Linked DNA regions of Homo sapiens: region 1 is linked to region 2. Evidence: chromatin contacts called from ENCODE Hi-C data. All regions are on one chromosome and are shown on one strand. The core of a region is the stretch at or near the end of the contact, and the rest is flanking DNA. Distances in the headings are between cores, read along the strand shown.

Evidence for each region. A loop is a pair of places that touch in the nucleus more often than their neighbours do. Pooled maps may share reads with other maps.
Region 1: a loop to region 2 is called in a map of naive thymus-derived CD4-positive, alpha-beta T cell, with 15 times the contacts of the local background. The contact joins the promoter of POMGNT2 here to the promoter of ULK4 in region 2. A Hi-C loop is called at or near these places in 2 of 168 maps with a recorded cell type or tissue (CD4-positive, alpha-beta memory T cell and naive thymus-derived CD4-positive, alpha-beta T cell) and 5 of 50 pooled maps.

The regions. Positions count from the first base shown.
Region 1 is chr3:43,104,753-43,108,573 of GRCh38, reverse strand. It overlaps POMGNT2 (protein O-linked mannose N-acetylglucosaminyltransferase 2 (beta 1,4-)), which reads left to right and starts at 2,495. Exons shown (of 2, transcript NM_032806.6): 1 at 2,495-2,738. RefSeq lists a silencer at 2,408-2,727.
Region 2 is chr3:41,960,133-41,963,832 of GRCh38, reverse strand. It overlaps ULK4 (unc-51 like kinase 4), which reads left to right and starts at 1,730. Exons shown (of 37, transcript NM_017886.4): 1 at 1,730-1,817. RefSeq lists enhancers at 1,401-1,450, 1,601-1,760.

The sequences.
Region 1 (3,821 bases), core at 1,246-3,745, 1.1 Mb before region 2:
GTGATTTTACTTAATCCTGCATGACTGAGGAATTAAGCAGTTTCCAAATTTGTTTTTTTTCCTACTTTTTATCTTGAAATAATTATAGATTTGTGAAAATCTATAATAAGATAGTACAGAGAGGAATCTCTTCATCCAGTTTCCCCCAATGGTTACATTGTACGTAATTATAATACAATATAAAAATCAGGAATTTAACCTTGATAGAAAGTTTGTGTGTAGTTTTAGTCATTTTATCACATGTGTAGATTTGTGTAACCACTACCACAATCAAGACAAAGAACTATTTCATCAGTACAAAGGCTTCCCTTCTGTTACCCTTATATATTCACACCTACACCCTGTCTTCAACCTCTGACAACCACTAATATTTTCTCCATCTCTATAGTTTTGTCATTTCAAGAATGTTATACAAATGGCAACCAGAGTATGTAACCTTTTGAGACTGACTTTTTTTCACCCAGCATAATGCCCAAGTTGTGGCATGTGTCAATTGTGCCTTTCTATTGTTGAATGATATTCTTTATATAGATGTAATCACAGTTTATTTAACCATTCACCTATCGAGGGGCATTTTGTTTGTTGACAGTTTTTGACAATTACAAATAAAGAAAGTAGGAACAATTGTGTACAAGTTTGTGTGTTAACATAAGTTTCCATTTCTCTGGAATAGATGCTCAGGAGTGTGATTGATGAGTCATATGGGAAGCATATGTTTAGTTTTTTAAAAGAAACTACCATGATATACCCATCTGTGAGTAATATATGAGAGATCCAGTTCTGTGCATACTCACCAGCATTTGCTATTTTATTTTTTAAGCTGTTTTGTAGTTGTTGTTGTTGTTTGTTTGTTTTTGAGATGGAGTCTTGCTCTGTAGCCCAGACTGGAGTGCAGTGGCGCGATCTCGGTTCACTGCAACCTCCGCCTCCTGGGTTCAAGTGATTCTCCCCTGCCTCAGCCTCCTGAGTAGCCGGGTTTACAGACGCGCACCAACACATCCAGCTAATTTTTGTATTTTTAGTAGAGACGAGGTTTCACCATGTTGGCCAGGCTGGTCTTGAACTCCTGACCTCGTGATTCGCCAGCCATGGCCTCCCAAAGTGCTGGCATTACAGGCATGAGCCACCGCGCCCTGCCTTTTTAAGCTGTTTTAAATAGGTGTATGGTGATATCTCAGCATAGTCTTAATTTGCATTTCCTTTATGGCTAGTGATGAACATCTGTCCTTATTTGCCATCTGTATAACTACTTTGGTAAAATATATATTAATGTCTTCTGTATATTTAAAAACTTATGATCCAGGATACAGTTTATCTTAATATATATACCAAGGTTGCTTGAAAAGAATGTGTATTCTGTTGGTGGGTGAAGTATTATGTAAATATCAATTAGATTAGGATGGTATTAGTGTTGATCTTTTCTATATCCTTGCTGACTTTCTGTCTAGTGTTCTATCAGTTGTTGAGAGAGGGATGCTGAAGTTTCCAATTACAGTTGCAGAGTTGTCTATTTCTAATTATGGTTCTATCATTTGATTTATTTATGTTAAGGCTATGTCGTTAGGTGTATCCACATTTAGAATTATGTCTTCTTGGTGAATTGAACCTTTTATCATTATATAATTATCCCTTTTTTATTCTTGGTAATTTTCCTTGCTGTCAATTCTACTCTCTCTGAAAGTAATATCACCACTTCAGCCTTTCAGTTTATTATCATCTAAACAACACTATTCAGCCTTTGCAGTCATCCACAATTATTAGAATTTCTTGGTTAGAGGCTTTTGACTACATGTTTTTAAAGGTTTTTGGCTGTATTGACAAATTGCCCTGCAAAAATTTACCAACTTAATACCTTAACATTTGGGCTAATTTAAAATAATCATAAATTAAAGTCAGGGCTTTCCCAATTTGATAGGTAGAAATCTTATAACTCTATGGAGGTGGAGTTGGTGGTGGTAGGTGCATCTCTAGATGACTTAAGTTCAAAAAAAGTCAAGAGATCTAAAAAAGAAGTCAAAAGATCTAAAATTCATAACTCAAGAAATAGGGGCATATGTATATTCGGAGAATCCGCGGGAATGCCAGATGCCACAGCCATAAGTAGCTGCCCTTGAGGACTGGACAGCCAGGACTGGACGGTGGGATAAGGTGACAGCTGGTTAATGGAATGGTGCCGCAGAGGACTGGTGCTTTTGTAAGTTCTCTGTAGCATTACAATTTTTAAAAGCATGTAAACGTATTAATTACCTTGACTTTACAATGACATTTGGTTGTTGGTTAAACTTGCATTTAAATTTATTATCAGAACTGCCATAACTGTGTAATCCTAACACTAAGTAAAACTCAGCCTCTCGGCGCAAATTATCACTCCCAACATTCCGCAGGCTGGTGGCGGCGCGGGCTGTCCTCGTACGCAAAACTACACCTCCCAGGATTCCGCGAGCCAAGGTTGTGGCCGGGGCCAGGGCAACCGAACTCGCGGCTCTGCGCAGGCGCACAGGCTCCGCGCCGGGCTCGCCCGCCGGGCAGGCGCACGGCGGACACCTGCGAGCCTGGAGGTGGCGGTCGCTGCGAACCCGGCGGCGCGGCCAAACCTGTGCTGGCTGCCTGGGCCTTCTGGGCCTCCTGGGCCAGAAGCTGGCGCTGGGGGCGGCGGCGGGGTGGGAAAGCGGCGCCGCCGTGGGGCCTCCTGGACGCGTCGGCGGAGGTGGCTTCGTCCCGCGGAGTCCAGGCTTCAGGTAAGACGCGCGCGCGCTTGGGGCTGGAGCGGACTCCGACACCCGCCTGGGACTTGAAGTGGAGGTGTCGAACCCTCGGCCCCCTGGAGGGGACGACGCGGTGCTGGGCCCCGGGGTGAGGGGGAGGTTCTAGGACGCCTTCGGGATCCAGGAGAGTTTGCAGAACTGAGGGGTGACGTGTGAAGCGAGCTGAGGGAGGCGCGGGAGGTGGGCGGGGCGGGGGTGGACCCTCAGGGTCGGGGGCCGGGGATTGGGGGTCGGGGGCCGGGGGCCGGGGACCTGGGCAACGCCCTGGGGCTTGCCAGTTCGAGCCCTCAGCTCGTGGCAGGCACTGGCGTCGGGTCCTCAGGCCCTTTTGCTTTGGGAGGTGATGGGTGGTGCACATTTGGCGGGGGTGGTGGGGAGCCACGCGAGGTGCGCGGAGCGGGCCTGGGCCTCCCCAACTGCCTTTGAAGGCAGAACCCCGGCAGGCCTGCAGCTGATTCCTGGGCGCTTTGGGGGCCAGTAGGGCACCTACCATGTGTGTCCGGTGGTAAGAGCTTGCCACGGCCTGCTTGGCAGTGCCAGAGTAGCCTCTGAAGAAGGAACCCAGTGAACTCCTGACTCCATGTGTGTGTTTAGGAACCCGTCTCCAGCTCACTGATGGGAACTCTCTGCTAAAGTATGTGACCGTCAGGCCAGAGTCTTGCACCAGGTGCAGGGCGACCAGTGTCTGCCTACTTTATTGCCAGCCAACACTTAGAGCGTACTCTTGGGAGAAGCAAGGCTCCGCGTGGAAAAGGATGACTTCAGGGTTATGGGGCGAGCTTGATAGGACTTAGTAGCTAAGAGCATAGACAGAGGAGGTTTCATTCACCAAATGTTTACTACAATATGTGCCCCGCCTTCAAATCTTGGTTCTCGGCTACTAGCGGTGTGCGTTTAAGCAAGTCACTTATCCTCTCTTAGCCTCTGTTTCTTTCTCTGTGAAGTGGAGATGAAAGTACAGTGCCTTTATCACGGGGTTGCAGTGGGGATGAAATAGTGCCAGGCAAGTCCTCAGCCCAGTATGTCTAACAGTAAGTGTGTGGCAAATATCAGCAG
Region 2 (3,700 bases), core at 481-2,980:
CCTTGACCAAAGCACATCCATATACCCTACAATTGGCAATTGGTTAAAAGAGTTATTATATAAAGACCTGGAGCCAATAGAAGGCAGTGTCTGGGTTGAGATAAGAGGTTGCAGAGACCAGGGTTCTTGTTCTGCAGATGAAGCCTCTATGTAGCAGGTTTCAGAGAGAATAGATTGTAAATGTTTCTTATCAGACTTAAAACAGGTGTCAGGTTCTCAGTTAATTCTCTCCAGCATCAGGGAAAAGACCTGGAAAGACAAGGGGATTCTTTACAGAATGTAGATTCCCCCCAGAAGAGATAGCTCTGCAAGGCCATTTCAAAATATGTCAAATAAATATATTTGGCCAGGCACGGTGGCTCACACCTGTAATCCCAGCACTTTGGGAGGCCAAGGCGGGTGGATCACCTGAGGTCAGGAGTTCAAGATGAGCTTGGCCAACACAGTGAAACCCTGTCTCTACTAAAAATACAAAAATTAGCTGGTGTGGTGGCACACGCCTGTAATCCCAGCTACTTGGGAGGCTGAGGCAGGAGAATCACTTGAACCCAGGAGGTGGAGGTTGCAGTGAGCCGAGATTGCGCCACTGCCCTCTAGTCTGTGTGATGCAGCGAGACTGTCTCAAAAAAAATATATATATATATACGTATATGAGTATATATGTATACATAAGAGTATATGTGTGTGTGTGTTTGTCTATGTGTGTGTATATATATATCAGGATAAAATACTTCAATGTCTTTTGGGGCCTGCTGCCATGTTGGTATCTTATTGCTGCAAAAAAGTCTGTTTTGTCAGTCTTAAGGTCTCTGTTTAATGTTAACGCTGGTCAGCTGTGCCTGTATTCCAACGGGAGGAGGGTATAATGAGGCCTGTCCCACCCCATCTTCCCATCATTGCCTGAGCTAGTTCTTCAGGTTAACTTTGGCGTGCCTTTGGCCCAGAGGAGGGATCCACTCAGTTGGTAGGGGGGCTTGGAACTTTTATTTTTAGTTTACACAATCAACTTGAGATCAGAGTGTCTCATCTGTTTCCTCCATCTCCAAAAAGGAAGGTAATTCACAGCCTTCTCTTTTCTAAATGGTGAGGACCCCGGGGCCCCTGCTTCTGAGGCGTTGGTTATCCAGACTATGCCACCATGTCTACCTGAGCTCCCAGAAGAAGCCAGAAAGAAAAGAATGGAAGGAAACAGAAGGACAGTGGGAACGGGAAGAGAAGAAATGACGAGGTCTCAGTTCTCCACACTCTAGCCTCAGCACCCACTTAAGATTGAAGAGTAGTCCCTCACGGGCTCCCACTTCGGACTCTGGCCAATAGGAACTGAGACTCTTAACCAATCAGCGCTTTGCGTTTTTCCAGCGTTCTGCGTGCTGCCATGGAGATGGAATGAGCAAATCCAAACATAGAGGGATGGTGGGCCGACCACTATGACTGTTACTCCAGCACTTCCCGCCCCAGTCTCTGGCCTGTGGGCTCGTCCAAAGGCAGGGCGTGATGCCCTTTGGGTGGAGGGAGGGGCCCTCGTGGTCTCTCACTTCCGGGCCCCAGCCAACAGGAACGGAAACTGCACAGCCAGTCGGCTTCCTGAGCTTCTTCCGGCGTTCTGTGTGCTGCCGTGGAAACCGTATGGACGAATCCAAACCTGGAGGGGCGTCGCCTCCGTAAGGCTGGTCGGCTTCTTCCGCGCGTTCCGCTTTGCTTCACTGCTTTCTCCCCCATTCTTGGGCCTGTGGACCTGTCCTGAGGCAGAGGCCGAGATGCGCGCAACCGCGGGAGCAGCCAAGTGGACTGGACTCTTTTCTTGACTTAGCTACCAGGTGCGTGGCAGTGGCGGTTTTAGTAGCTACGAGTCTGAGTTCGTGTCTGCCTAAGCGGTCGCGGAAGAGCGCGCAGGCCTGCCGGGGCGGGTGGGTGGTGGCGCCTGGCCGCCCTCTCTCCTTCTGCCAGTGGACCCCGTACCCCCTGCGCTCCCCTGCTTTGCGCTCGTGTTAAAAAAGCCGCCCGTTTTTATCCGGGCGTTAGTTAAGGGCACACGGGACGCCTCTTCTAGGACCTGGGTGCAGCGGGGAGAGAGAGTGCTTGTGTGTTTCGGCTTGGGAGATGTGCTTTATGGACGCCATCTCTTAACTTCCCAGAGCGGACCGCGTCTTCACCGCCCTGCAGCGCTTCCTAGGCTCCCAGCCGGTCTCGCGGACTGATGCCTACGGACGTAGCGAGGCCGCGAAAGCCGCCGATTCGCCCGCCGCGAGTTGCCTGGGGAGCGGGGGGGGGGGGGGGGGGGGTGAGTGACTACGTAGCGCCCCTGAGTCTGTGATAATTGAGTCTGTGAAGTGCGGCGAGGAGGAGCACCTATGGAGTGCTTAGTGTGGCGCGCGCCATCGGTTACATCTCGGGGTTGATTTGGCTGGCATTTCGCAGACTTGAGCGCATCCCAGTCACCCCAGGGCGTGTAGTAACACAGAAGGCCAGGCCCTACCGCCGTAGTGTATGATTCCGTAAATTTGGGGCAGGGCCGATAACTTTTTCTTTTGTATTAAGTCCCAGGTGATGCTCATGCTTCTGGTGCGGGAGTCATGATTGTGCTGAAAGTGGGCACCTGTGCGCTCTTATCACCTGTTCGCTCTCAGCGTTCCTTGAATGTAGGACCTGCCCCCGACTCTTAAATGCCTCATTTGCACCTGTATGTGATTTGCTCTGCCTTCTGGCTTCTTAGATGCTTCTTAGGTGAACTTGTGAATTAAGAGAGACTTCCTTAGGAGCACTATAGGTTAAGAGACTAAACTGTGGTTTCTGGGAAAGCACACTCGAGTGAGAAAACCATGAAGAAACCTAAGGAAGTGATGACTACGAAAGTCAGGGGGTGGTTAACTTTTGGGGATCAGGAGGGGTGGTGATTGAGACAGGCTCACAGAGGGGCTGCTTGTGTGGCTGGCAAAGTCCTATTTCCTGACTTTGGGTGGTGATTAGAAGGGTGTCCCTCTTTAGTAATTCATTAAACTATGTATTCTGTGGAGTTTTCTGTACTTGTGTTTTATTTTATAATTAAGAGGTTACAGCTTTAAAAATGAATATTAGGAAGTCTGTAATGGGGAACGTGTTTGGACTGAGTCAAAGAATCTTAAAGTCATGGAATTTCAACTATTAATAAGTTATTGAAAGATAACTTAGTGCCAGGCGCGGTGGCTCACACCTGTAATCCTAGCACTTTGGAAGGCCGAGGCAGGCGGATCACTTGAGGCCAGGAGTTCTAGACCAGCCTGGGCAACATAGTGAAACTCCATATCTACCAAAAACACAAAAAATTAACTGGGTGTGGTGGTGTGCCAGAGGCTGAGGTGGCTACTCTGGAGGCTGAGGCACGAGAATCGTTTGAACCCTGGAGGTGGAGGTTGCAGTGAGCCTAGATCTTGCCCCTGCACACCAGCCTGGGCCACTGAGTGAGACCCTGTCCAAAAAAAAAAAAGAAAATCATTTGATCCAATTCTTATTTTACTCTAAGGAAACAGCCTTAGAGAGGAGAAATGCTTGAAAGTAACAAACCACCCTATCTAAGCAGATTTATAACTAATGTGTTTTGTTAATTTCAGACTGAAATTGTCCACATGTGACTTGATGGTCAGATGTGACTAAAGATTAAGGAAATGAATTTGGCCTAAATCAAATTCAAAATTTCAAGATGGGCTGGATGGTGGCTTGCACC